Regions from separate parts of the Mus musculus genome. Here region 2 is linked to region 1. Evidence: chromatin loops called from intact Hi-C (ENCODE). Cell type or tissue: gastrocnemius. All regions are shown on one strand. Each heading gives the region's core, and the rest is flanking DNA. Links, peaks and the distances in the headings are about the cores only. Region 1 holds the start of Suv39h1 (suppressor of variegation 3-9 1). Region 2 holds the start of Wdr13 (WD repeat domain 13).

The links. Hi-C counts contacts between places; a loop is a spot of excess contacts. Peaks named below come from ENCODE experiments on the same cell type or tissue, not always from the same donor. Only the 100,000 strongest peaks of a DNase experiment are listed, where the experiment ranks them.
Region 2: a loop joins it to region 1, with 2.1 times the contacts of the local background. A loop is called at or near these places in 2 of 42 quality-filtered maps.

Annotation. Positions count from the first base shown.
Region 1 is chrX:8,066,579-8,083,117 of GRCm38, forward strand. Suv39h1 (suppressor of variegation 3-9 1) reads right to left here and starts at 8,182. Exons shown (of 6, transcript NM_011514.2): 1 at 7,966-8,182; 2 at 5,745-5,890; 3 at 4,010-4,672. The coding sequence starts at 7,984. It overlaps Was (Wiskott-Aldrich syndrome), which reads right to left. Exons shown (of 12, transcript NM_009515.2): 12 at 14,888-15,411. The coding sequence ends at 15,356. In gastrocnemius, for the core only: no CTCF peak of the experiment used is centred there; DNase peaks (open chromatin) are centred at 8,147 and 8,626; H3K4me3 peaks cover 1,823 bases; H3K27ac peaks cover 1,569 bases.
Region 2 is chrX:8,124,557-8,137,724 of GRCm38, forward strand. Wdr13 (WD repeat domain 13) reads right to left here and starts at 8,302. Exons shown (of 9, transcript NM_026137.5): 1 at 7,731-8,302; 2 at 6,829-7,069; 3 at 5,700-5,809; 4 at 5,447-5,577; 5 at 4,413-4,720; 6 at 3,478-3,658; 7 at 3,255-3,396; 8 at 1,525-1,643; 9 at 1-1,173. The coding sequence starts at 7,771. The coding sequence ends at 989. In gastrocnemius, for the core only: no CTCF peak of the experiment used is centred there; DNase peaks (open chromatin) are centred at 4,635, 6,989, 7,631, 7,998 and 1 more place; H3K4me3 peaks cover 1,422 bases; H3K27ac peaks cover 1,432 bases.

The sequences.
Region 1 (16,539 bases), core at 4,094-12,093:
TCAAAGGTCCGGAGTTCGATTCCCACCAACTACATGATGGCTCACAACCATCTGTAATGGGATCTGATGCCCTCTTCTGGTGTGCATGAAGACAGGGCACTCATATATATTAAATAAATCAACCTTTTTTTTTTTTTAAAGAGGCTGTTGAGGGGCTGGAGAGATGGCTCATTGACTAAGAGCACTTACTGTTCTTCCAGAGGACCTAGTTTTGATTTCCCAGCACCCACATGGAGATGCAGAACTTTAATTCCAGTCCTAAGATCTATGGCCTCAGCCGGGCAGTGGTGGTGCACAGCCTGATCTACAGAATAATTTCCAGGACAGCCAGGGCTACAGAGAAACCCGGTCTTGAACATGACCCCCTCCCCAAACCGTCTATGGCCTCTCCTGGTTCTTGAGCACCAGGCATACCCAGTGTACATACACATATACACCCACACTTAAAAACAAAAAATAAGAGCCAGGAGTGGTGGCGCACGCCTTTAATCCCAGCACTCTGGAGGCAGAGGCAGGTGGATTTCTGAGTTCGAGGCCAGTCTGGTCTACAAAGTAAGTTCCAGGACAGCCAGGGCTACACAGAGAAACCCTGTCTCAAAAAGCCAAAATAAAAAAAAATAAATAAGGCTGTTGATGTGAATGAGACTAGGAAACTGAGTCAGTGGCTAGGAGCCCCTCCTGTGCTTACTTTCACAGGGGGGGGGGCAGCAGGCCTGCCACAGCACTGGGTTTAAATAGGCGTTTCCTACCATTCACTTTATTAAGCTTTGTAACTTGGACCACTTCTTACATGACACCTCTCTGGTGAAATAATGTTTTGGATTGGTTTTGCAACAAGTATCATCTTTATTCTGTATGCCCTCCACCCCGCCAAAAACAAAACAAAACAAAAAACCCAAGAAACTACTAGTGATGAAATGCTATCACTTAATTAAAACTCACCTTCATTCCAGAGAGGATAAAATATATACAGAATGCATGTTCAGTATTCTCTAGTATTTTCTACCTGGTGAAAATAATGTGGAAACAAAAATCTAGAACACAGAAAGGTCCTAAAGAACAGGGAAACTGTCAGTGCCATCCAAGACTGGGAATGGTACTCTGTATTACATAGCACCTTGCCTGTTAGGATGCGGTTCAGTGGAGGAGTACTGCCTAGCATAAAGGAAGCCCTGTGTTCTATCCTTAGGTGGGGAGAGGGGTGGTTTCATAATATAGCACCTTAGGAGCATCTAGACAGTGCCACATAATTAAGTATAAACACTAACCCCACGTACAAACAAAGATAATAAGTCAGGTCAGGTTATCCAAAACAAAACAAAACAATCCAGCAATGGTGGCACATATCTTTATTCCCAGCACTGGAGAAGCAGAAGCAGGCTTCTCTGAAATTCAAGGCCAGCCTGGTCTACACAGAGAAACCTTGTCTCAAAAAACAAAACCTTTCACTTTTTGAGCATTTTGGATTATCTAAGTTTACAGAAGTACCATTGACAGTACTTCACAGGGAGAAAGAACCTAAACAACCAAGAGACAAAGTGATTCCTGCTGAGTGGTAGGAGTGGGATACAACCTTGGTACTGTACTGTACTACTTTTCAGAGGCCACATGGAAAGAGCTTTAAAAGTGTTTGGGGACACCATCAGAAGGATCCATAGGTCTAAGGGTACTAGAAGGCCCAAGAAGGTCATGGCTGCCTAGCAGGGATGGTGCACGCCTTTAATCCCAGCACTTGGGAGGCTGAGGCAGGCGGATTTCTGAGTTCGAGCCAGCCTGGTCTACAGAGTGAGTTCCAGGACAGCTAGGGCTACACGGAGAGACCCTGTCTCCAAAAAAACCCCAAAACAAAACAGAAAGACAATGTCATGCCAAGACAGAAGTCAAGAAATAACATGGAGAGAATGGGTAAGAATGTGAAAAAAGAGGTGAGTGGGCTCCTGGAAACTGCTGTGTCCAGAGTGGAGGAGCAAGGTCACAAAGCCCAGGGGACTGACCCTTCCTGAGGCTTTTTCTCTACCTTGGTCAATACAATTAAACTAACTTGTTTCTTGCTTGGAATGACCTCTAGGAATAAGATCCCAGAGGGTCTGGACACCCCCCCTTTTAGTGTGCCAGGGGTCCCAGGTTAATAGCATTTTCTTCTAGAAAGATGTCTATATACCTGACTGCCCAAAATCATTCAGGGGTGAAGATAGCTCTGAAAGTATGGAGAACTCATGCTTCCTCCGGCTCACTGGGCCACTGTGGGATACAGCCATCTCTTACTGCAGATGCTCAGGATCCCTCTACTTCCTGTGAGGAACCCTTTGAGTATCCACAGACAATGTGTGTGTGGGGGGGGAGGATATGGCCATCCCCTTGTCCAGACTCTTTGTCTATTGTAGACTGTTCTACCTTGAGACCACGTCTTTCCTGCTAGAGTCTGACCCTTTATTCTAGTTTTGTAAGAGTGAAAGCCTCTCCTAGTCATCAGTCACTGATATGGATGGACATCCTCAGGCCAGTACTGTCACTTTCCGAGCAAATAACACCCAGGAGGGACCTATGGAAATACATGAACAATGTCATTATGACAAAACACACACTTAGGCAGTAAAGATCCAGGGATGCTAAGACTCTCAAACCATCAGATTTGTCTATATGCCCAGATTTTTCTAAATGCCCACAGTGTCTTACCTTACAATGTGGTACTTCCTACTGCATACACCTGCTAGTTACTCATCCAGACACACACACCACATACTTTACATACTTCCAGCCAGTAGATAGTGGCAACTGACTCATTAGCAACTTCCCCTTTGGTCCCCTACTATAAAATGCTGAGGTTTGTGATGGTGACCGGAAGGCCCTAAGGTAGAAGGCACAAGGGGAGCAGGTGTAATAATAGGGTGCCTGAGTCACTATATCAACAGTATATCCATTGAAACACCCACATTAATACCTAATTTTAAAAAAAAGATAATAAAGTTACTTGCAGGAAAAAAAAAGAAACACCCACATCAGCGTGTTCACAAACCAGGCAAACCAAACTCCTAGGCACATATTTGTAATCCCAGGACTCAGGAGGGGAGAACAGGAGGACTGTGAACTCAAAGTCAACCTGGGCTACCAAGGGAGACTGCCTTAAAACAATGCAGACTAACTCCTAACATGTTAAGCCACAAAGATCTGAGGACTGTTGATTACAAAAGCTAGTCTGCAAATGTACCATCCAGCCTTTCCCAGGACAACCTGAAATTCTTTCCCAATGCTGTGACCCTTTAACATAGTTCCTCATATTGTAGTGACATCCCCCCAACCATAAAATTATTTTCTTTGCTACTGTTATGAATCAGAATGTGAACATCTATTTTCCAATTGACTTAGAAACCCCTATGAAAGGGTCATTCGGGGCTGGTGAGATAGCTCAGTGGGTAAGAGCACCCAACTGCTCTTCCAGACTGCTCTTCCGAAGGGCCAGAGTTCAAATCCCAGCAACCACATGGTGGCTCACAACCATCTGTAACGAGATCTGACTCCCTCTTCTGGAGTGTCTGAAGACAGCTACAGCGTACTTACATATAAATAAATAAATCTTTAAAAAAAAAAAAGGGGTCATTCTATCCCCAAAGGGGTTATAATGCACAAGTTGAGAACCAACGGCCTAGGGGATATTGCCCAACCTCCATCTAAGACAAGCCTACATGCTCCTTTAGAATCACAGTTTGTGATAGAATGACCCTTACCACAAACTCACCTTTCTAGGTTCTGCAACCTTATGCCCAGACCTCATACTTTGGAAAAAATGCTGCCTGGAGTTCAGTTCCCACATGCTTTGCTATATACCCTTATGAAACCAGAGGTCAGAATACTTCAGTGTTCTTTTAACTATGTCCCTGTAATACTCAGACCAACACCATAGGCTTTTCTTACAGGAAAGCAGAAGAGTTTGAGGTACAGGGTTAGGGGCACACATACTACAAACAGGGAGTGGGGAAAGCTGCACACATACTCAGACCCATATGCTCACCTCTCCCACATACTCCATAACAAAGCTATTTTTTCGGATCTTTTCCAGCGTGCGGACACCCCAGCCTCGGCCATCATTAGTGCGGAAGATGCAGAGATCGTAGCGGATGCCTTTCTGGACTACACGGTTTGGGCAGTCATAGCCACAGCAACAGCGGGAGTTGCACTCGTAGATGGGCTGCCCAGCTTTCAGTCGCACCTGGCCTTGGTCATTGTAGGCAAACTTGTGCAGGGATGCTCCAGGGCAACAGCCTCCAGTGGGTGCCAACAGACAGTCCTGGCACTCACAGCCAACAGCTACCTGGTTGAGGGTGATGCCCTCACCAACTCGATACTCATTGATATAGACAAAGGACCTTGGAGGGCCATCCAGGTCTACCTCATTCTCCACGGTGATCCGCCCCAGGTGGCTGCGCTTGGCATTGAGCTCTTGTTCCCAACGCTGAAGTGCCCGCCTCTGCTTGGCCTTCTGCACCAGGTAATTGGCTAGGTTTGGGTCCAGATGCCTGGGTGGCTTTGACCGGCGGTGTCGTCGGACAAGCTCTCTTTCTAAGTCCTTGTGGAACTGCTTAAGAACTCGTATACATTTTAGATTCTGCCGTGGCTCCCAGGTGTTTTCTGAGTCGGGATACCCACGCCACTTAACCAGGTAATACTCCTGCTCCTGTTAGGCAGACAGGGACACGAGAGTACCATAAATGCTGAGAACCCTCTACAGTAAGGATTCAATTTCCACCCTCCCCTTACTATTTGTTAAAATTTCTACTTTTCATTTCAACTCCCCAGACTACTTTCTGCACTATCTTCCAATTATCTATCTGTTCCTTCTTTCTAGCTGTTCAGGCCCAAACTCCTGTAGTTATTCTTGGTTCCTCTTTTGCTCACACTTCCCACTAAATACCATTCACATCATAACATTGCTGACCAGCCAGGCCTCTGTTAGGTGCCTCTCCACTGGTTCCCTGCCTCCTCCCTCTTTCAGGTTGGGAGAACCCTACCTAAAACTAAAGATGAAAAGGAAGGAAAAACAGCTAAAATTTGCTGTAGCATTCACTATGTAGCAGGTATTGTCCTGAGCAGCTGACACACCCAGAACTAATTCTAACAACTCCAGCCCCTCCTTTTTTGGGGGGGGGGGGGGCTCAAGACAGGGTTTCTCTGTGTAGCCCTGGCAGTCCGGGAGTTCACTTTGTAGACCAGGCTGGCCTCAAACTCAGAAATCAACCTGCCTCTGCCTCCCCAGTGCTGAGATTAAAGGCTTGGGCCACCATACTCGGCCAGCCCCTCCCATTTTATAGACAGAAAATGAAGGCTACATTTAAACTAAGCATGCTACTTTCAGTGGGCTCCTCTAACTATCCTGCTACTACTTCTGTGGCATCAGTAACTGTTTATGGTTGGGCACTCTACCTGTTGCCATCTTTTACTTCCACTCTTAGGCACAAAGTATCAACTTGGTAACTAGTTTTGTATTTCTAGGTGGAAACAAACATGCATTGGAGGATTCATTCTGCCTCTTGTTCTCTGAGAAAGCCACTTTATTTCCCTCCCTGTAAAATGGAAATAAGAGGGTCAATTCATTCTATTTCCCCCCAGGAAGAATCAGAGGAGAAAAATCCTCTTTGCAAACAGATGTGGGGTTGGTGGAGAAGAGGGTCCCCTGCCAGTGTAGTATCTGTCTTTCTCTCTCTCTCTCTCTCTCTCTCTCTCTACACACACACTCACACCAGACTTACACGGATCTTCTTATAATCACACAGGTATTCAACTTCAAAGTCATACAGATTCTTCTTAGAAACACCAAGGGCAGGACAAGAAAGCTTGGCTAGTCGGCACAGGTCCTGCAGTTGATTCCAAGAAGATTTACAGCACACACTGCAACCTAGAATGAGAAGGCCAAAGACTCACAAAAATGTAATCGACGGGCCTTACCCAAAGCTAAGATCCTCTGCAACAGGAAGTGCCAATTCCTTGAACCCTAATGCTCAATTCTCAGGGCAACACCTGGAAATAAGCCTACACACCAGGAAGCATCAACCTGTCTTTCCCTGCACATGGAAGGGTCCAGTTCTCCTATCAGAGGACCTATGCCCTCATCTGGGAGAATCTTCTACTCCAAACTCTGGCCCCCTAACTCTGGAATGGCAAGGATGAAGTGGCGCTTGTAGCAATGGGCCCGTCCATAAAGGGATCCACTGGCAGAACATCCAAGGCCTTAAGCTGCCTGCAGACTTACCTTCGGTCAGAGCCTTAAGCAATGCTCTTTGCACTTTGCAAAAGACTGGGGTGCGTTAACTAAGAGAGTCAGGGTAGGACAAAAATCCCTAGGGCAACAAACAGAGGTGTTGCTATAAAGTCTTCACTTATCTGAAACTCCTGGGCCACTGGATTTTGGAATTCAAACATTTGGGAATTTTACACAAGTAATTTTAGGCGAATTCCTGGCATAGGACATTAAGCCATCTATACTCAAAACACATTAACAGCAAACACATCTATAGCAAAAGCCTTGATTTTTCACATTAAATATTCTCACTGAATAATTTCACTTTTAAAAATCCCTTGCCATGATTAGTGACACATTTAAGAAAGACTTTTATTTCAAAGGACTTTAGGTTTTGTAATTATAAAGATTGTAGAAAGATATTACATTAAACTGGGCATAGTGGTGCATACCTTTAGACCCAGGAAAGGCAGAGACAAGCTGATCTCTGAGTTCTAGGACAGCCGTAGTCTGTCTCAAGGAAAAAAAAAATCCCTGTCTCGGGGGTGAAAAGTACAACTCAATTCGAAGGGATCTGCTCTCAATTCAGGAACATGTAAACAATACATGTGGTAGGTAAGCCCCGACAATGACTCTTGGTCACCAAAATTATTGTTCAAGAGAAGCGGATTTAAAGTATACACATTTTTTTGCTTCAGAGCACATCCCTTCTTCAACGTAATTTTAGAAGCCATTTTTAAAAAATCAAAATATGTCACAAAACCACTTGATGCTAGGTGTATGCTGTCAGTAGCCAATGCCATCTTTTAAGGATGGTTTTTTTCTCCTCCCATCATACGACTCAAATCTAAAACAATCCTAATAAGATGCTCTAGATGGTAACCTAAGAACACACAAACACTTCAAAAGAAAAAAAGATCACTGCGTACATATACACTGATCCTTTTTTATCCAAGGCCCAGCAGAGACTAATCCCTCTCCTCCGAGGCCTCTCGGTTCCCGGAGCCTCTAACCTGCGTCTGGAACGCCTTTGAAAGCCCCAAGAAGTGGCCTGCAAATACCATTTGCAGTGCCAGCAGCCGCACTCCTCCCCACCGCAGCTCCGGCTCACACTTGTGGAATCTCTTCTCAGCGCTCTACTCGAGGCCGAGGAGCCCGCCCAGCACGCACAAGTCACCCCTCTTTTCCTGCACATGGAGGAGCCGAGCCCTCCTCTCACCGAGGCCCCCCCACCAAGTCCCGCTTTCCGGGGAGACTCGTCTACCCGAAAACCCTGCCCCCATCTCGCCTCGATCCCTTTCCCACCTAGAGTCGCCGGCTCCCCCATTTTGAGAAGGGGGTCCGTTCCACTTCTTCCTCCCCTTCCGGCGTCTCCCGTGGAAACCGAAAGGGTAACGGTCACTGAGAGCCGCCTTTTCCCGCGCGTGGCCGCAACCTTCTCCTTCAGGACTCTCTCTCACGCGCGTAGGCGCGCCGGCCAGCCGCGCGCGGCCGAGAAACCCCGCGCGCGGCCTGCGCAGCCCCGCGCCCCCCGCGGCCGAAGCACGCGCCCCCTCCCCTCAGCCCCGCCCTGCCCGCGCGCCGGGCCCGCGCTCTCGGCCCCCACGTTTGCCGCGCCGGCCTTCCAGCTCCAGGCTCCGTAGCTCCGGACGCCTGGCCTGGAGCCCCGGCCACCTTCCCTCCATTCTACTCGGCCGGGCCAGTAGCTCGCGTCTCTAGCACCACAGCTTCACCTTTTAAATTTTCCGCCATCTTTCTCCACAGCTAACAACATTCGGGCCTAACCGGCCTCGCGAGAAGAGAGCGCGCGCGGGCGTGGCCGGGGACGCGCAGTCGATTGGCCGCTCCTCGCCGCTCGCAGCTCCGGCTCGGACCAACCGCGGAGCTGTGCCTGGACTCCTCCCGTCACCAGGAGTGGTCTCGAGAGCCCGTGCTCGCTGCCTTTATTCAGAGTGCGCCTGCGCAGTAGCAAAGCTTGCCTTTGCTCCAGGACCCGCCCCTTGTCAGTCATATTGCTAGCCAATCGCGGCGTCAGCCAGTCATAAAGGGCTTGTTTTGTGCAACCCCAATTCTGCCAGTCATTTATTTTAACCTCGCGCAGGCATTCACTGCCAGGGTGGACCTAGAGCCATATATATAGGTGCTCAGCCAGTCACCTGATTGAAATAAATAATAAGTCGGTCGCCGCCATCAGATGTCCGTTTCCATCACTCGCTTCTTCATTCACACTCAGTCAATAGTAGCATCCATCTGTGCCCTGCAGCCGTCTGAGTTCATAGAAGCACAACCCTTGTCAGGCAGCCTGCTATTCCCTCAAACTGTCCCCATCACATTGTTAGCCAGGCAGCCCTTTCTCCATCTTCCTTGAAGGAGACGTCTCAAACTCCAATGGCCACCCATGTCCCGAAGTGGACTGGGATTAGGTCAGGACAAATTATTGTCAGCACCCATGTAAGAGCCACACCCAGCGACAAAGTGCTGGAGGAGGGAGACAGGAGCCCCAAGCTTGCTCTTAGAGGACAGAACCCATTCCTGTAAGCTGTCCTCTGTTCACACCTGCACTTTGGTAGGTGTATACACACATACCCCAAATAAATTTAATATTAAAAAAAATACAATGAGATCAATCAAGGATGATGCTTACCATTGACCTTTGACCTACATATGTGTCTGCATACACACATACACACACCCAATAAATGTAATAAGAATTAAAAAGAAAATGGATCACAATCAAGGGAGATGCCTGCTGTTGACCTCTAGCCTACATATGTGTATGCACACGTACACAGTCCACAGTAACACGCACATATACCAGAAGAGTTAGAAAGAGCCAGGATTTCGCAAAGTGCAATTATTACAGATTTACAGACGTATTCATATCTCTAGTGTCAACAAGACATGAGAAACCCTATACTGCACAGCAGGAGGACAGAGTTACGTGCTACACAAACTTCAATGTGGCCCATCAATTATTTTTCTAAATCCATTTCACTAAATATCAGCTTAAAGTAATTTGGGCATCAGTAGTTATCATGAAATGCTTCCCTGACTTATCTTTTTTTTTTTTTTAGATTTTCTTTTTTTTTCCTTTTTTTAAAAATTGGTTATTTTATGTATTTACATTTCAAATGTTAAACCTTTTCCCTATTTTCCCCCTGGAAACCTCCTATCCCATCCTCCATCCTCCCTGCTTCTATGAGGGTGCTCCCCTACCACCACCAAACCACTCCCGCCTCACCACCCTAGCATCCCCTTACTTGCTGGGGCATCGAGCTTCCACAGGACCAAGGGCCTCCCCTCCCATTGACGCCAGATAAGGTCATTCTCTGCTACATCTGCAGCTGGAGCCTGCCTTATCTTAATGGCTTTGTTTATCCTATAGGTTTGGAAAGTATGCTGAGGCCCTGTGCCCTACCACCACTGAAGTTGACTAAAATGGCTGTGGTCAAGTCAAGCTGGGTTCCTATAATGACTCTATCTTTTCTCATTTCCATTATGGGTCAATCTTCTGAAGTGTTAGGTTCCTCAGAGAGACTTGGATTCTATCAGGATACTTTGCAACCATGCATGTATCTGAGGGGGACGGGGGAGCTTTCCTGACAGAGCTGTTCCTCAGCTAACCCCGGGACTCATTCATTCTCCCTCTCACCTTTTCAGATAAGCAGGTAGTCAGTCTAGGTATCCCACTGACCGTACTACCTGTGGATGTTTAGTCAGAATGCTCAGTATCATGTGACTCAGCCTAGGTAGACAACCAGCCATCAGAAATAGCTGCCTAGCTGGAGGTTCCATACTCTTTGATCAGCCAGCTTGAAATCGACAAGATTACCTCTGTAATTAGAGCACCCACATTCATTTACTCGTGACTGGAAAAAGCCAGATTGGGAACAAAGAAAAAAATCTATTTAGAAAGTCGGCAAACAAAAGAAGATAGGATACTATCTCAAACGGAGACCATTTTGCTTAGAGTCTGCAGGTATAAGGCAACTGAGGGAGCTGAGGAAAGTTATCTTTCTAGTTTGAGGAGGGCTGGATGGTCATAAATTCCACAGTGGCCTGCTTTTCCGACATGTAAACTGTTATTTTCTAAAGTTTCTTTGGTGTTCTGGAGTCTGTAAATCACAAGAAAAGTTACTGATTAGCAAGTTTTCTGACTCATTTCTTGATGTCAGGAAGTTATTTAACCTTGTGATTTAAGATACCGAATGGGGCAGGGAAAAGGGGCACAAAGCACCTTTGCCAGACAATAACGTAAGTGATCGAGCAGCCTCACTTGGAGATGCTATGTACAGCAAAGCTAGCAGGAGACAAAACCGTGTGCTGTCGAGACCTCCAGAATTGGGGAGTTTTTGGAAGCAAATGAAGCTATGGAGTTTCTTTCAGGGCGTCCTTGGCTTTACAGATCCAGACATTCTCTCAGGCCAGAAGTGGTTCATAGAAGCCAGAATGGCGCTTTAGCCATTCGCAGCATCTGGTAGTCTGGTCAGCCGCGGTGACATGGATCGTCAGTGAATCAGCCTGTAAAGCTATCAACCCCAACCAGTGCTGGCAGGCGTGTCATACAGCCTGCATGTTCACTGTCTCAGAAAACTGCTACCTCGCATGCTCCTCTTGCTCTCCATCGGGGGTTATAAGGTTCCAAAGACTTCTCGGTTGTCAACTTCACTACATCTGAACTTGATGATTAAAACCTAAGTGACTAGGTACACCTGTGAGGGATTATTTGTGACAATCCTCCTTTTATATGGGCCACAACTTTTTTTTTTCCTTTTCGAGACAGGGTTTCTCTGTGTGGCCCTGACTGTTCTGGAACTCACTCTGTAGACCAGGCTGGCTTTGAACTCAGAAATCCGCCTGCCTCTGCCCCCCAAGTGCTGGGATTAAAGGCGTGTGCCACCACTGCCCAGCTAGGCCACAACTTCTATGTGGCAGCCTATAAGAAGGACGTGGAAGAAGGAAGCTTGTTCTCCCTGTCCCTGTCCCTGTCCCTCTCTCTCTCTCTCTCTGCCTGCTTGCTCTTGCTCTAGCTGGCAAGACCATTCCTTCATTGGCATTAAAGGTTACTTCTTTGGGATTCTGCCATATAGCTACTGTTGAACTACCAGGACCAAAGCCTGTAAACCATTCCAAAAAATCCCATATATAAAAACAAATAGATGCATACACATATATAATTAAATGTAAATTCTGTTTATCAAGTGGTTCTAGAAAAATGAAAGTATAAGGATGACTTCTTTTTTCTTTCTTTGTATATGTGGGGTTTTGTTTGTTTGATTGGTTGGTTGGGTTTTTGTTTGTTTGGTTTTTTGTTTTTTGTTTTTTGTGTTTTTTTAGTTTGGTTTTTCCAGACAGGATTTCTCTGTGTAGCTCTGACTGTCCTGGAACTCTCTCTCTGTAGACCAGGCTGGCCTCGAACTCACAGAGATCCATCTACTTCCTGAATGCTGGGATTAAAGGTACGTGCCACCACTGTCCTGCAAGGATTAATTTTTTCAATGTCTGAAATAGGGTTTCCAGTTTGCCAACACCTACAGTAACCAAGCCCCTCCAGTTACTAAAGTAAAGCTTCTCTCGGGAGATTGGAGACTACTGAAAGCCCATGATAGGAACTATTTTACAAACTTAAGAAGATTATCCTGATTCACCAGTTGTGACTCTGTATGTAACACTTTTGACAATTTGTGGAAAAATAAGGCAAATGATGATGGCAGCTGGTTGCTCCCAGGATCTCTGGATAAATGAACAAAGGAAAGGAATAGGCTCTGTGACACAAATTAACCAACCAGCATTCTAGCATCTCTGGATATGGGGAAGGACAGCAATGAACTCAGTGATAAAAACTGACCTGGGCCAGATGCTCACAAACAGCACCCACAGAGCTCATGTGGTGGGTAGTCAAACTGAAGTCCTCAATACAAGGTTGGTTGAATTACAGTGAAAATTCAAGTCCCAACCTGGGAGAGTGTTGGCAGTTAAAGAAAGGGCATTAGTTGGTAGAGAATGGGATCTTGTACTTTGGGATGAGGATGTGTGGGAGGACACTAGTGAAGCTGAGAACTTTGAATCCCCCAGATTCTCATGAAGCAGTCTCTCCATGATCAGCAGAAGGTGAACCCCAAGCCACACCCACAAATCCTTTTCAGCTTTGATTGAGGAAATTAATCCTTCATTGTCTGTTAAACAAACAGTGACTTTCTCTGATGCCAGGCAAGACAATACTAGTGTCCCTACAGTTGCCTCTAGACCTATAACCAGACTAAAGGTTAAGCAGGTTCCTGGAGGGGAGGTGGAAAGTGCAGTCCATGAGGAACTGCACTACACTACTAAAGAGCTTCATGAGGTTGCTAATTCATTCAAGCACAAGTCTGGGGGATATGTGTGGGAATAGATTTTATTGGTGTGGGATACATGTGAAGGGAATATAAAATTGGATTAGGTTGAGTTTATTGATATGAGCCCACTAAGTGAAGATTTTAGGTCTATTATGGAAGCTCACACATTTTTTTTAAAGGTGTCAGCAGACAGTGGTGGTGCATGCCTTTTATCCCAGCACTCCAGAGGCCAAGGCAGGCAGGTCTCTGTGAGTTCAAGGCTAACCTGGTCTACAAAAGTGAGCACTAGGACAGTCAGGATTACACAGAGAAACCCTCCTTAGATAGATAGATAGATAGATAGATAGATAGATAGATAGATAGATAGATAAATGTCTCCAGGTATGGTGGCACTCAAGAGACAGAGGCAGACAGATCTCTGTGAGTTCAAGCCCAGTTGATCTGTACAGCAAGTTCCAGGACAACTAGAGCCACATAGACTGTCTCAACAATAACAAAATAAAGGGGTAGGCGAGATGGCTCAGTGAGTAAGAGCACTGACTGCTCTTCCGAAGGTCCTGAGTTCAAATCTCAGCAGCCATATAGTGGCTCACAACCACCCATAATGAGATCTGATGCCTTCTTCTGGTGCGTCTGAAGTCAGCTACAGTGTGCTTATGTAAGTAAATCTTTGGAACATAGCTGAGTTGACCAGAGCGAGCAGGGCAGACCAGAGTTAGTAGAGGTCCTAAAAATTCAATTCCCAACAACCACATGAAGGTTCACAATCATCTGTACAGCTACAGTGTACTCACATACATAAAAATAAATAAATAAGGGCTGGAGGTTAAGGGCACTGACTGTTCTTTCAAAAGTCTTGAGTTCAGTTCCCAGTAACCACATGGTGGCTCACAGCCATCTGTAATGGGATCCAATGCCCTCTTCTAGTGTGTCTGAAGGCAGCTACAGTGTACTCATATAAAATAAATAAATAAATAAATCTTTTAAAAAATAATAAATAAATCTTTAAAAAAAATAACAAAACAAACAAACCAAGAAAATATCTTACAAAATAAAGAGTAATTGAGGAATAGATCTGTCCTACTTAGGGTTTCTATTGCTGCAACAAAACACCTTGACCATAAGCAAGTTGGGGAGAAAGGGTTTATTTAGCTTACACTTTCACATCATCAAGGGAAGTCAGAAATGAAGCACACAGGGCAGGAACCTGGAGGCAGGAGCTGATGCAGAGGCCATGGAGGGGTGCTACTTACTGACTTTCTCTTCATAGCTTGCTCAGCCTGCTTTCTTGTAGAACCCAGGATCACCAGCCCAGGGATGGCTCCAACCACAATGGGCTGGGCCCTCCCCCATTGAGCATTAATTGAGAAAATGATCTTACAGCTGGATCTCACAGAGGCAGTTCCTCAAGGGAGGCCCCCTGTGCCTGTGATGACTCTAGCTTGTATCAAATTGAAACAAAAACAGCCAGTACAATATCCAGCCTTTGGCCTATGAATATCACACACACACACACACACACACACACACACACACACACACCCCACATTCTTTCTCTTTCTTTCTCTTTCTCTCTTACACACAAACCACACATACTTTCTCTATGTTTTTGAGGATTTTTTGTTTTTGTTTTTGTTTTTTGTTTGGTTGTTTTTTGTTTTTGTTTTTGTTTTTTTCCGAGACAGGGTTTCTCTGTGTCGCCTGGCTGTCCTGGAACTCACTCTGTAGACCCGGCTGGCCTCAAACTCAGAAATCTGCCTGCCTCTGCCTCCTGAGTGCTGGGATTAAAGGCGTGCGCCACCACGCCTGGCTTACTTTCTTTATGTTACACACACTCACACACACTAGAAAGAAACAAACGAAATATAGGCTAAAGCCAGACATGGTGGCACTTGTCTGGATCTCCAGCTCTTAGAAGGCTGAAGCAGGAGGGTTGCATAAGCCCAAGAGTTTGGGGAAAACCTAGGAAACATGTACTGAAACTGTTGTAGCCCCTTTCTCCCAAATCATAACAAAATTTCAAGCTTTAAAAAAAAAGATTTATTTATTTGTTTGTTTTATGTATGTGAGTACACTGTAGCTGTCTTCAGACACACCAGAAGAGGGCATCAGATCCCATTTCAGATGGTTGTGAACCACCATGTGGTTGCTGGAATTTGAACTCAGGACCTCTGGAAGAGCAGTCAGTGCTCTTAAATTCTGAGCCACCTCTCCCAGCCCCAATTTCAAGCTTCTTTAAAATGGGGGTGGGGCGGGGTGGGAGGAGGAAGGGAAAAGTAAAGAAATACAGGCGACGTGGCTGAGATTTTTTTTTTTTTTTGGTTTTTTGAGACAGGGTTTCTCTGTATAGCCCTGGCTGTCCTGGAACTCACTCTGTAGACCAGGCTGGTCTCGAACTCAGAAATCCACCTGCCTCTGCCTCCCTTCTGCTGGAATTAAAGGCGTGCGCCACCACACCCGGCTATGGCTGAAATCTTAAAGGAATAAATGATCATACTTGTGAAAGGCTCAATAAAAACACACAAAGCAAGATCAAAGCCAAAAGGGACTGTGAGGGAAAGAAACCCAAACTACTCATTTAGGATGTGAATGAACACACACTCAGACACATAGACTCAATTTTATCCTGTTTCATCCCTGAGTTATGAGAGGTGAAAGGTGACGTCATGTGTACTTTAGATTGGGTATGAGGTTCCCCAACAGGTGAATTGGGAAGCTGCCAGCGGAGCAGAATCTAGATGGCAGAGTGAGTGTGGAGAGGAACTGGCTTGCTGGAAGGAAGATGACTTTAGTCATCCCATTCATCATCCTCTTCATCCTCGCCGGTCTGATCCTCCCCTTCATCTGGAGGAAGAAAGATTCAGAGTATTTATTACTCAGGACAGGAAGGTAGGCTCAAAGGCCATGAGAAAGTTCCTATGGTCTAGGAGGGACTTGGCCTGGGGTGGGTGTGGAAAGACTAAAGTTCTCTGCTGAAGGCACAGCTTGGGCAAAATCGGGATTATATTGCAGCAGTGGGTGTTATAGCTAGAGTTCAAGTCCATGCAGTATTGAAAAGAAAAGGTCAGGCTGGGTTTGGTGGCACACGCCTTGAATCCCAGAATTCTGCAGGCAGAGGCAAGTGGATCCAGCATGGTCTACTCAGAGAGTTCCAGAACAACCAGGGCTACATAATAGTGAGACCCTGTCTTAAAACAACAACAACGGGACTAGCGAGATGGCTCAGTGGGTAAGAACACTGACTGCTCTTCCGAAGGTCCTGAGTTCAAATCTCAGCAACCATATGGTGGCTCACAACCTCCCATAAATGATGCCCTCTGGTGTGTCTGAAGTCAGCTACAGTGTATTTATGTATAATAATAAATAAATCTTAAAAAACAACAACAACAAATGTTAATGGAGTTGCACACACTGATGCATTTGTATAATTTCAGAACTCAGAAGGTTGAGGTAAGAGGATCATGAATTTGAGACCAGGCTAGCTTATGCATAATGAGTTCCAGGCTAGTCTGGGCTACATACTCAGACCCTGTCTTTTAAAAAAAAAATAGAAAGAAAAAAGAAAAGGGACTGGAGAGATGGCTCAGCAGTTTAGAGAACTGACTGCTCTTCCAGAGGTCCTGAGTTCAATTCCCAACAACCACGTGGTGGCTCACAACCAACTGTAATGTGATCTGATACCCTCTTCTGGTGTGTCTGAAGACAGCTACAGTGTACTCTTATACATAAAATAAATAAATAAACCTTTAAAAATAAAAATAAAAGCACCTGCCTCTGAGCCTAACAACCTTAGTTTAATCCTCAGGCCTCATAAGGTAGAAGGAGAGAAACCCCACACACATGTCAGATGCACATGTGCACCAATATACACACAGACACAAAACCAACAAATAAATATGAAAGTACGCATGAGCCAGGCGTGGTGGTGCATGCCTTTAATCCCAGCACTCAGTAGGCAGAGGCAGGTAGATT
Region 2 (13,168 bases), core at 374-8,373, 54 kb after region 1:
CTCATACACTCCGCCCAATCACATTATTCCAGGCTCTATTTCACTCAGATCTTTAAAACTGTCATCTGGTTGGGAACACTCTTCCTGATGACTTTGCCCCTCCCTTTTGTGCAAGCTCATCTGGCCCTTTGCTTTTCTTCCTAGCACTCATCTTTAACTCTATTATATACAGATGTGACTTCATCACACGGGGTTAGACCCCAACAAATCTGTCTTGAACTGTCTTATGTTGAAAATGCATAAATATACCTAACCTACCGAACACCCTAGCTTAGTGTCACCTACCTTAAATGTGCCCACAACGCTGACATTATTCTACAGTTAGGCAAACTTACCTAATGCAAAGTCTATTTTATAACAAAGTGACTAGCTCACATAATTTACTGAACACCATACTGAAAGGAGAAAACCAGAACTGGGTATATGCGTGTGGTTCGCTACCACTGGAAGGTCAAAAATTTATAAAGTTGAAAAATTATAAAGCAAATTCTACACCAAGGAATGGCTGTACTTTCGTCTCCCATGTGCTTGCCTCTATTGGGATGCCAGCCCACAGGGGTAGGAATTTCTGTCAGTTGAAGCCACAGCTGTATCCCTACTTCCCAGAACAGCTCAGAACGTCTGTCTCCTGTATGCTTGCCTCTGCTGGGATGCCAGCCCACAGGGGTAGGAATTTCAGTTGAAGCCATAGCTGTATCCCTACTTCCCAGAACAGCTCCTGACCACAGTTGGTACCCTCCCTCCTTCTACTGACTGCATGCCTACGTGATACATCACAGCAGATGCTCAGCAAGTGCTTGTTGAATGGATGAGCACATCACTGCACAATCGAGGAACTGGTCCCCACTCCACTGGAGGCCTGAGAGCTCCCTACTGCCTCCTGGTGGGAGAGCTGAGAGCCCTTCAACACAACCACAGGAATTTAATTTATAACGCAAGACTGGAGTGAAGGAGGAGGGATCAGTGGGCAGCACAGGGTGACAGAACCCTACTTTTGCTCTCGTCTCCAGACGATGACCATGCCACTGGCATCACTGGAGGCCAGCAGACTCTCGTCACAGTTGAAGCTGACGTCAAGCACGGGCGCGCTGTGGCCCTGCAGCTTGTTAACAGCAGCCTTGGCTGCCCGCTCCACGTCAAAGAAGTGAACGCACATATCTTCACTGCCTGTCACTGTCCGGATGAGAGGGAAAGGCGATCAGGGGGCTAGGTGACACCCCCACTATGAAGTCTTGAGGTTATGTGAGGTGTGAGGGCCTCAGGTAGCTTGGGGTAGTCTACAAGGAACCATCCCTAGATAGGAGCTCATCTGCCTCCTTTGGTTCGGTGAGGAGTATGTGAGGTTTGAGGACAGTGCGGGCTCTGTGTCTCAGCTGTGGCGTTCTCAAACTGTTTGTGGCTCCATGTTTAAAGCCTCTAGGCATAACACTGTTAGGGCACAAGAGACCACAGGGCCCAGGAAATCACGGGTGTCATGCTGTTGGAACCAGGCTGGCTGCAGGTCCTCAGAGCCTAAGTACTTACCCACACAGGCCCCCTGGCGGAAGGACATGAGGGGGCAGAAGATACTGCGTACAGGGTGGGAACTCTGTTCAATGGGGAAGCTTCTCTTCAGCTGTAGCGCCCCTTCGTTGTCCACCACTCTGAAGAGAAAGCAAAAGAGAAGGTCAGGGCACAGCCTCAGCCTCAGGAGACGACGAGTTATGGGCCAGTATACGCTCTGAATCCCGCATCTCAGATATTTACAATGTACAAACAATTTCGATTTTCCTTTTCCTTTGGAGACAGAGCCTTATTTTGTTGTCCAAGTTGAGTCTGAGCTCCTGCACTCAATGATCCTCCTGCATCAGGCCTTTGAGTGCTGGCATCATAGGTGTGTATCATCACGCTAACTTTTCTTTATACTTATGTATTTTCACTTTATGTGTATGGCTGTTTTACCAGCATTGCGTCTGTTCACCACGTGTGTATAGTACTAGAAGAGGCCAGAAGAGGGGTTAGATTCCTGGAGCTGGAATTACAGACAGGTGTAAGCTGGCATGACTGCTGGGAACTGAACCTCAGTCGTCTGAAAGAGCAACAAGTGTTCTTAACTGCTGCTGAGCCATCTCTCCAGCCCCTTAGGTTTTGTTTGCTTGTTTATTTTAGGACAGGGTCTTGCTGTGTAGTTCAGGCTAACCTGAAACTTGCTATGTAGGTAGGTCAGGCTCATCTTGAATTCACATAGATCAACCTGCTTCCGCCTCTCAAGTACTGTACATGAGCTTATTATGCCCAGTGCGAGCAGCACACCTTCCAAAAGGAGCTCTGCCTATCATTTTATACACCCCAGCTGAAGAATCGTACCGTGACAGAAGCGAGTGGGAAGAGTGAATTCTGTCCCCAAATCAAATCAACACAATAATATAGGCTGTGGGTATATCTCAGTGGTGACGTGTGTTACTAGCATGTGCAAGGTTCTGGGTTCAATTCCCAGACAAAAGAAACAAAAATAAAGAAAGGGAACTGTAGAGATGACTCAAGTGGATAAAGACACACGCTGCCAGGCTGCCAATTCCTAGAACCTTGGCTGCCAATTCCTTGACTTCCATTCCTAGAACCTACATGAAGAACAGAACAGACTGCCACAAGTTGTCCTCTGACCTCCCTCCGTATATGCTCCATGGTATGCAAGCATACACACACACACACACACACACGTGAAAAATTCAAAACAAGGAAAGAGGAATAGGTGCTGGTGGTTTTTTCTTTAGTTATAATGTTGAGAGTGGAACCCACAGCCTTATACATGCTAGGCGAGTGCTCTACCACTGATTGTGAAGATTAAATAAGGTGATATATACAAAGTGCTTTGAATGGGACCTAGCCATAGCAATGTTCATGTAGAGTCTTATTACTGCTATTCCTATTTATGTTGCTATTGATATCACCATTATTGCATAGTATATATATATATAGTAGGTAAGGAATCACTATATAAATATATATATATATATATATGTATGTATATATATGTGTATATATATATACACACACAAATATATAGACATAGACATAGATATAGATATATAGTGTGTGTGTGTATGTGGCGTGTTTCTGGGGATGGAACACAGAGCTCTGTACCAGCTAGATCAGCACTCTGCCACTAAGTTACATCTCCGACCCTATCCTCATCATATTATGAGGTCCTCTGTCCTTGGTGAAATTAATGTGACAGAGACAGGTTCTTGTTCCACTCTGGGGGAGGAACCCACCTGTAGAGTAGCAGCTTGTTGAGGCAGGCATTGATGAGCAGAGAGGGGTCCCGTGCTTCACGGCTGACCCAGGACCGGGCAGAAATGCTGGTTACAGGGCTGCCTTCATGCACTACTAGTCGCTTGGCTTTGGTCAGCTTTCCTGAATCAGTGGAGGACAAGGACTGAGTCCTGGGAGAATGAAAACCAGGGGTACCGAACCCGAAGTCTGTGGTCTGCCTACCTGTGGCCATGTCAAAGAGAAAGGAGAAGACACTGCCGCGGTCATCGCCTGCCCAGAGCAGCCGACCAGGGGCATCAAAGGACAGGGCGAGGACGCGGCCGGTGAGCTTGCTGGAGCCACCCTTCACTTTCTTGCCTGTGGAGATGTTCATGACATGCACGTTGTGCTTGGCGTTCCCCACCTGTGGGTGACAGGCATACACCATCATTCTGAGCCATCTAGTCCTTTGTGTTTAACACAGTGGGACCAGGCCAGGTATACCAGAAGGTGACCCAGGCACAATTCCTACTCCTTAGCTGTGCCCTCAAAATGCCCACAATAGTTGGTCTCACGAGACCAAAGCAGTCTTAGTCTCTGAGTCTGAAAACCTCGCCTTGTGACACCTTTACATCTTTCCCTTATACCCTGGACTGTCCCCTCCTGAAGCCCATGAGCTGCTACCATTACAAAGAGACAGAGCCCCAAGCGCTAGCTCACTCATGGCCTGTTGTTCCCCTATATTTCAACTCCCTACCCCCCAGGTCATGCCAGACTTTCCATGTCCTTCCTCTGCCCTCTGGCCAGTCTGTCCTGGAGTCTGACAACAGTGGGGCTGCCACTGACAGACTAGATGAGCTTTCAGCCTCATCATCCTGCCCCATAGCAGCAGCCCCTGTAGACAGAAAACTGTGAGACTGTGGTGGATGGGACCAGTGGAATCCCAGGGCTAGGAGACAACCCCTCCATCCCAGCTCGGGAGTCTACACACAAGTCTACACAGCAAGGCCATTCCAGACCACAAACTGTGCTTTTCGTTGGTCTCTTTCCCTTTGAGTCTGACCACAGGACGGCTGGGATAGGACTTGGGGGTATTAAGCCTTATTCTCTAGTGCCCCAGGACAGCCCTCCAGACCCAGCATGCCCGCCCTTGGTGAGCAGGTGTCCTGGAGCCTGACCACAGTGAGGTTGTTGTTGACTGGCTGGAAGGTGCAGCAGAGCAATTCGGCGCCATCAGGGTCAGGGATCTCACGGATGCAGCGGCCGTCCTCGGAGGCCCAGATGCGCATGGTGGCATCGAGGGAGGTGGACACAAGGATGTCATTGGAGAGGGACCAGGCGAAGTCCGAGACGCCACGTGTATGGCCCCGTAGCACATGGAGCACAGTGGGTGGGGCAGGCACCAGCTGGCACAGGGAGATGCTGCCGTCCAGGGAGCAGCAGGCCAGGCGGTGCCGGTCGTCATTGGCGAAGCGCACCCTTGGGACTGCAAATGCCAAGGAGCCATTTGTGGGAGTCAACACATTCACTGAGCACAAGGAACAGTAGCCTCAACAAAGGACTTTCCTTGGCCGACAAAGGCAGTTGTAATCTTAGAAGGCCTACTGCCAAAATGCTCTCTAAATCTTAGCAGACACTTTGAGGACTACAAAAGTCTTTTGCAATGCAAAAATTGTACTGTCTTATTGAGTACTTTACAATAATCAAGCTCTCAGGAGTTTGCAAAACCATCCACACATTGTGGCCCACTGTGGCCTCTACAAGGGAGTTACCATCAGCAAAGGTTTTGAACTCTTCTAAGAGACTCAAACACTCAGGCAGCCTGCTACAAAGGACTCTCTTGGGTTTGTGTAGCTCTTTCCAGTACCTACATTACCAAAACCTTCTTGGACCACTTTGCAAGAGGGCTTTTGCATTTGCTAAAGGTTTTTTTTTTCTTTTTCTTTTTCCGAGACAGGGTTTCTCTGTGTAGCCCTGGCTGTCCTGGAACTCACTCTGTAGACCAGGCTGGCCTCGAACTCAAATCCACCTGCCTCCCGAGTGCTGGAATTAGAGGTGTGCGCCATCACTGCTTGGCTTTGCTAAAGGTTTTATCAGTGCTATTTCCTCCTTCTGAGGTATGGTGTCAGAGGCCTTGCATTCTAGAAAAGGATGCCTTGGGTAGTTGTTTGAACAAATGTTTGGTGATGGGCCCTACCACCCATTAGCTCACCTGCCTCATCCACGTGTTGGTCAAAAACATGGTACATGCCTGCAAAGGCATAGTTCTCACTCAGCGACGTGTCCCCGGCCATGGCCCGACTTGCCTCTGCCACCGACGTGGGTACCACACTGCCAGGAGGCCTGAGCCCCAACAGGAGGTGGGAAGGGGTGATAGGAGGTAGGTATGGGTGTTCAGACTGCCACGTCCCAGGGCCCCTCTCCTCCTGGTGAATCTCCACCCCCTGCCTGCCTCTGGTATGTACCTGTCCTCATAGACTGCACGGTTCATTTGTGCCTGCAGCTGGTAGGAACCTCGGCTGACAGATCGGCGGTGTCCTCGAGCCCCCAGGGCTCTGGGGTCATCTTCAAAGTCCTGCAAAGAGAAGAGGGTTGGGGATGGTGCATACCTCTAATTCCAGCACTTTGGGAAACTGAGGCAGGAAGGTCACCGTGCTCAAGGCCTGCCTTGGCTACACAGTGAATTTGAGGCCAGTCTGGGTGAGATCCTGTCTCAAAAAGAAGAGAAATTGGGCTGGTGAGATGGCTCAGTGGGTAAAAGCACCCAACTGCTTTTCCGAAGGTCAGGAGTTCAAATCCCAGCAACCACATGGTGGCTCACAACCATCTGTAACGAGATCTGACTCCCTCTTCTGGAGTGTCTGAGGACAGCTACAGTGTACTTACATATAATAAATAAATAAATAAATAAATAGAAATTAATCTCTGAGATGAGCTTAAATCTGGGGCCTGACTTCTCGTCACCACACATGGCGCCAGCCACCACTGTCACTGCTCACTTGTGTGGTTTCAACAGTTTCTTCACTAGTGCCTTTGTTTCTGTCCTTCCTTTCCTGTTCCAAACATCCTTAGTACATACATGCTTTCCTCACAAGGGATGACTACTTTCTTCCCAGAGAAGCACTCAAATCAGTCTCTCACTTCTGTCAGGTTTCGGTGTTCCCTCCCCAGACAAGTCTTCCCTATTAAGCACAGCTCCCTCCTTTAGCTCAAAGCAGTGACTTTTCATTCTTCTTGGCCATGTTGAGAATAGAACCATCAGTCTCATACATACTAGGCAATCACGCTAGTTACTGAACTATATCCATGCACCAAACACTTGTGTTCCTTTTTGCTTTTTAAGTCTGTTGTATGTTACTATCTTTGCATTGCTTACTATACCATGGTAAATTATCAACTCATCAGTCTTACCTGCTCTGTGTTTATCTAATTCACTGTCTGCTTATCAATGTTCATTGACTTGGCTTCTCTATTCCCTTTTAGTCCTCTACTGACCTGGAACAGTACTTTGTACATCACTGATGTTTGACCAAAAACTATGGTGACTACAGAGGCAGGGGAGATACATGGCGGGTGGTGCAGCTAGGAGCTCACCTCCATTCGATCAAGGGTTGTTCGGCTGCTGCGGACAATGCTGTTGCTATAGGCACGAGCACTGCCTGGTTCTGAGAGTGGCCCGTACCGTTGGCCCAATAGCTGGCCCCGTAGCCTCAGGTACTGCCGACGCAATGCTGGGGGGTGACCAGCTTTGGCATTCTCCCGAAGCAGCTGGCTGCGCCGGCGGATATACTGGGTCCGAAACTGTGGAAACGTTGGTGTACGGTAGGCGTTGTACCTGTGGGGTCCAGGAGGCAGGGCAGGCAGCAGGCACAGGACAGAGGGAATAAATCAGCTCGAGGTGGTACAAGGTTTGGCAGTGACTGGGATGGTAAGAGTGAACAAGAGCAGCAAAGGGGGATTTCTCTTGGGATTGTGATGGGGGGCAATTATGCAATAATTAGTGGTTATGATGAAAAGATCACTCTAGCGACAATATAGTCAATTTGCAGCTCTGTTGGGGTCAGTCTGGGCCAGCTGTAATATCAGTCTAGCATGATGACATACGTCAGATTGGTAATGTACAACAATGGAGGTTAGGGTCAGATAACGGTAGAGGTTAGTATGGGGTAGCAATTGTAATAATAGTAGGGTAGTGATATCGAGAAAAGTTGGGGAAGAGGATAAGCAATGAGGGACTAGATAGGAAGTCACCAGCCTGACTTCCACTACCCACTCAAAGACAGTCTGCGCATGTCCATTTCAAACCGCATTTTCCCAGCATGCTCTTTAGAACCGGCTCCAGCCCAGGCCACTTAACCGCAGGACTATCCCACACCAAGCTACTGCGCATGCTCACGCAGCCGCACCAGCCAACTTCTCCGCCCAGCTGCACTTATCGCCATTGCTCATGCACCACAGTAAGTTCCTCTCCCATGGGCTCCAACCCCACGCCTCACCTCGCGTCCACTGCTAATACTTGCTGCCACACCGCGGCCATTCCCTGGCTTCCTTCTTTGGTTTGTCTGCCTGCGGGAGCCTGCAGGGCAAGGGCTTGGAATGTCAGCGTCCCAGGCAGAGAAAATCTAGTTCCGCCCACCAGGTGACAGTTGCCATAGACACGAAGTCCCTCCACACAGGTGATGTCGCGAAATCCCACTGGGTCGTTAGCGTGGTCATCACCCCAGCCCTGCCTTTCCTGGGCAGCACTCCGGTGACTCACAGCAGCAGTTCAGACATGACCCCGCCCTCTCCAGTTGCCGTAGCAACGCCCCTCCCCCCCATAGCAAGTCTTGTTTGACATTCCCCACCCATCAAGCCTTCTGCCCTCCGCCTTCCCTTTTCTAGTCCTAGAGCATAGCTCAGGATCCAGGACCACCTCCGGGGCTACCCCTAGCTCTTGAGGCGCCCCCCCCCCCCGGCGACCCTGAGCCCAGTGTCACCGGTTCCTTCTCTCTCTTCTCCCTGTCTCAAGCTCCAGGCAAGATGGCTGCCTGCAACGAGAAAGAGCTGCGGAGCACAGAGCAAATCGATAGGAACCTTTCCCGGGGCGTGGGAGCCTCGCAGGCGCATTAAAGGACTGTAGTTTCCCATACAAGGACCGAGGCTCCACCCCTTGAGTTCTATTCATTTCCCTCTTGACACCTTTTGTATACACAGGGATAATGTACTGTGATCAGAAGGACAAGAATGCGTGTGCCAACCACTAGCTAAAAATCAGAAATAAGACTTTCTCATGAAAGTGGTTTAGGCTGCTTCTTAGCAGCACACATTTGGCCAGGCAAATAAAATATATGCAGAGACTGACTCCTGGAACATTCTCTAGTTCCTAGCGCAGTGATGAATCTCTAAACACCTATGCGATGGGAAGAATCCATGTGTATCTTCACTGGGACTAACTGGACTTGAATGGTTACCCCTAGGAAACTTGAGTATCTTAATAAAAATATGCAATTAGGAAAACAAGCTTTGGGGCTGTGACCTAAGGAAAGGAAAGTATCCCAATCGTCTGTTATATTCACCTTAAGCTAGAATTTGTATCTTGAGTATTCCTCTCAGTGTCAAAAACAGAAATTCCAAGGTTGAAATTCAAGATGTTTAGTCTAGCATAATGGTAATCCTAGAAGAGGGTGATGTAGGGGATAGAGTGGCAGGAGGATCATGAGTTCGAATGCAGTCTGGCCTATGTAGTCAAATCCAGGACTACATCCTGGACTACATACTTTAAATAGCAAGCAAGCGCCGGGCGTGGTGGCGCACGCCTTTAATCCCAGCACTTGGGAGGCAGAGGCAGGCGGATTTCTGAGTTCAAGGCCAGCCTGGTCTACAAAGTGAGTTCCAGGACAGCCAGGGCTATACAGAGAAACCCTGTGTCAAAAAAAGAAAAGAAAAAAAAGCAAGCAAGCAGGATGGAGATAGCTCAGGGCTGAAAATCAAGCCAGGAACTGAAGCAGAGATCATGGAGGAACACTGCTTATCGGCTTGCTTCTCAAGGCTTGCTGTAGCCTGCTTCTTCAACCCAGACTCACCTGCCCACAACAGTTATTAGGCAAGAAAATGCCCCTGCAGGTATCCCCATAGGACAGTCTGATAGAGACTCAGTTAAGGGTCCTTCTTTCCAAGTGACCATAACTTGTGTCAAGCTGACAAAAAACTAACCATCAACTAAATAATGTCTTTTTAGGTTGCCTGAAGTGAGGAATAAAAAATAGGTAAGTGAATCCTATTGGTATCTCCTCTGTCACCCTATCAGTGTTTTAAAATATCCCCTGCAATATAGCTTAAAAAGAATAAATTATTTCTTGGCACAAACATGTAGCCTTAACAAGACCCTAAGTATTCATCGGATAGAGTGCTGGACACTGTTTAAGTAGCTTGCATGCATTAATCTAATTTCTTATTGTACAGGGGATAGGACCCAGGGCCTTAGACATCCTAGGCCAGCCAGTACCTTTTGTTTTAAAAACGACGTGTCATGTAACCCAGGCTGCCTTCCAACTCATTATGTTACAGAGGATAACTGAGCTGGTCCTCCTGTCTCTACTGCCTAGGTATTGGATCATCACAAGTGTCCTTTATTGTTTTTTGTTTGAGACAAAGTCTTAATTAGGCCAGGCTGACCTTCAGCTGGATACGCAGTTGAGAGTGGCCTTGAATTTCTCACCCTTCCTTCTGTTTTTATCTCCCCAGTGCTGGAATTAAAAACTTGTCACCAGGCTCCAGTTTTTTGTTTTGAGACTTTCTTGCTAAATTTTCCAGACTGGCCTAGACTTTGTGATCCTCCCGTCTTAACCTTCCAAGTAGCCAGGACTACATTATTCATCACCACATCCAGCCAATTAAATCTTAATAGGAATGTTGTGGGTCCTTTTCCAGTCTCTCCTTTATAGATGCGAGTCCACAGCACAGAGGACTAGCACCCCCTCACATCTGTGAGCCACACTTTATTTTCACATTTTTTTAAATCATAAAGAACACTATAATCAATGTGTTTTAAAAATGTATTTGGGGGCTGGTGAGATGGCTCTGCAGCTAAGAGCACCAACTGCTCTTCCAAAGGTCCTGAGTTCAAATCCCAGCAACCACATGGTGGCTCACAACCACCTATAATGAGATCTGATGCCCTCTCCTGGCGCGTTTGAAGACAGCTACAGTGTACTTAGATATAATAAATACAAAAAAATGTATTTGGAGGCCGGGGCGTGGTGGCACACGCCTTTAATCCCAGCACTCAGGAGGCAGAGGCAGGCGGATTTGATTTCGAGGCCAGTCTGTTCTACAAAGTGAGTTCCAGGACAGCCAGGGCTATATGGAGAAACCGTCTCAAAAAAAAAAAAAAAAAAAAGGTATTTGGGAGGGGACACACATACCAGTTCATGTATGAAGGTCACTGGATGGCATACATATGGGTACCAGGGATGAAGCTAGTGTCCTCACCCTTGGCAGTTTTACCCACTGAGCTATCCTGCTGGTCCTTTTTTCCTGAGATAAGTGTCCAGTTTGGATACTACAATGACAGGGTTAAATGCAAACAAGGCATCAATGCAAAGGGTTTGTGCTAGCTTTTGTGTATTTGCTTTTGTTTCAAGAAGCAGATTTTTCAAAAGGCAATAGAACTTGGCCACTGGGAGAGGCTCTGCTGATCTCAGACAAATCCTATAACCTGTTTGTGAATCAGTCTCACCTGCAAAAACCTGTCCCACAGGTATTGAGGGCTGGATGAGTTAATACACAGAGAGCTTTAGCTAGCATCTGAAATCTACTATATTCTGTTAGCTTTCATGGTTAGGCTAATTTTAAATTTTTATTTTTTAAAAAAGATTTATTTATTATACGTAAGTACACTATAGCTGACACTATAGAAGAGGGTGTCAGATCTTGTTATGGATGGTTGTGAGCCACTATGTGGTTGCTGGGATTTGAACTCAGGACCTTTGGAAGAGCAGTCAGTGCTCTTAACTACTGCGCCATCTCTCCAGCCCAAATTTTATTTCATAAATTAGCATACAATTTATTGCTCTATTATATTTCCAAATATTTTTGAGGGCTGGGAAGATGGCTTAATGGTTAAAGAGCACTTGCTGCTCTTGTAGAGGACCTGAGTTCAGACCCCAGCACCTACATCACGTGGCTCAGAACTACTTATAGTTCCTTCCAGAGATTCACTGCCCACTTCTGGTCTCCAAGAGCACCAGTGGGTACATGATACTTACAAAATGGAAGTCAAATACTTCGACTATCCTTTTGGCTTCTTGCCAACTTCTGCTTTCACTTGTACCCTTCTTTCCTCATTAACCTCCTTAACATCTCCCTGCACCCCTATAGGTCAGGTCCCCTTTTATATCATGACCAGCATTCACTTACTGTTAAATTTAAGGGTCTGTCAAGGTATTTCAGGCAGACATTTTTCCAGAGGACCCAAGTTCAGTTCCTAGGATACCTGGCAGCTTGCAAGTGCCTGAAATCCAGTTCCAGGGCATCTGATGGCCTCTGAAGACACCTCCCCCCCTGCCCCCCCGCAAAAAAAACCACCACACTTCTTTCCCATTTTATTTATTTATTTATTTATTTATTTATGAGACAGGCCTATTATGTAGTTCTGGCTATATCCTGGAACTCACTGTGCAGATCAGGTCTGAGCTCCACCCCAGTGCTGCACTAAAGGCATGCATTACCACAGTCAGGTTATCAACTTTTAAGTCATTACCTGCTCAGAAGATGCTAGTTTGAATCAGCTGAGATGGCAGTCAGCTGGTAACTAAGAGGCAGGTATCAGCAGCCAGTGAGTGCTGGAGTCTGTGTTGTATGAATTCATGACCAGCAGTTTCTGGAGGTTATGAAACGAACCTTAAACCCACAACACCATTGCCTTTAGCAGGATCCAGGATGACACCACGGCGCCATGCTGTGCTTCACTGTGGAGGTATATCCTGAGGGGTTCACTATGCATAGCCAGGTGTACAAAACTGAATTCGAATTGAGACTCAGAAGTCAAACTAGATGTAACCATATTGGGGACTAAAGAAATCACCAACCTCTGGCAGCCAGCTAATGCTGTTGACAAGAGTGGCATCTGTCTTCTAACTCCGCATGCCCCTATATATTAAGTGCCCAGTCCACTTGTAAATCTCCTCTGGTCTCAGAAATCCATTCTTGAGCGTATGTTCACTCCTAAGTCTGGAAATGGGCTCCCCAATTCTGAACCAAGTCTTATTGGTTCTGAACCAAGTCTTATTCCTTCCATGCTGGGCTAATGTCCCATTATTTGAATATGTACGGCCTTATTCTCCTTCTGAAGGCGTCCTACTCCTTAGATTATGCAGTCTCTTTTAGCCACTTGCCTCGTGTGTGGCGGCCATCCCTAAAATTATGTGCAGAGGCACTGTTACCACATCACTTGGTGCTTGATTGCTCAGCCACCTTTTCAGCCCTATTGCAACACTTCAGTTTATATAGATCCTATTCATGAGTCCTGAAGCAGGTATCGTTTGTCCTGCCCCACCACACATACTAGTAAAATACCCATCCCATGTTAAGTATGGGACAATGTCCTAGTGTCTTCCCATGTCTCACTGAACTAATTTGCTAACTTACAGGCCAGTAGGTTTTAGGGGATGGTAGCACTTGGTCTTCAAGACAATTTCTGAGTAGTCCTGGCCCTCCAAGTCAGAATCACATGAACCTGAGTACTGAATACTAACTAGGATTAAAAGCTGCAGGCAGGCAAGGGTATGATCCTTTGGCCCGAAGAATCCAGACAGGAAGCTCGGCTATGGAGCTTGTGTATGTGTAGCCTGTGTGTACACATCACAACTGTACACGTTCATATTCAGACTAAGTTGACACCTAGCACATTCCTCAATCATACTCCCATCTTTCTAAAAATACTTACTTTGAA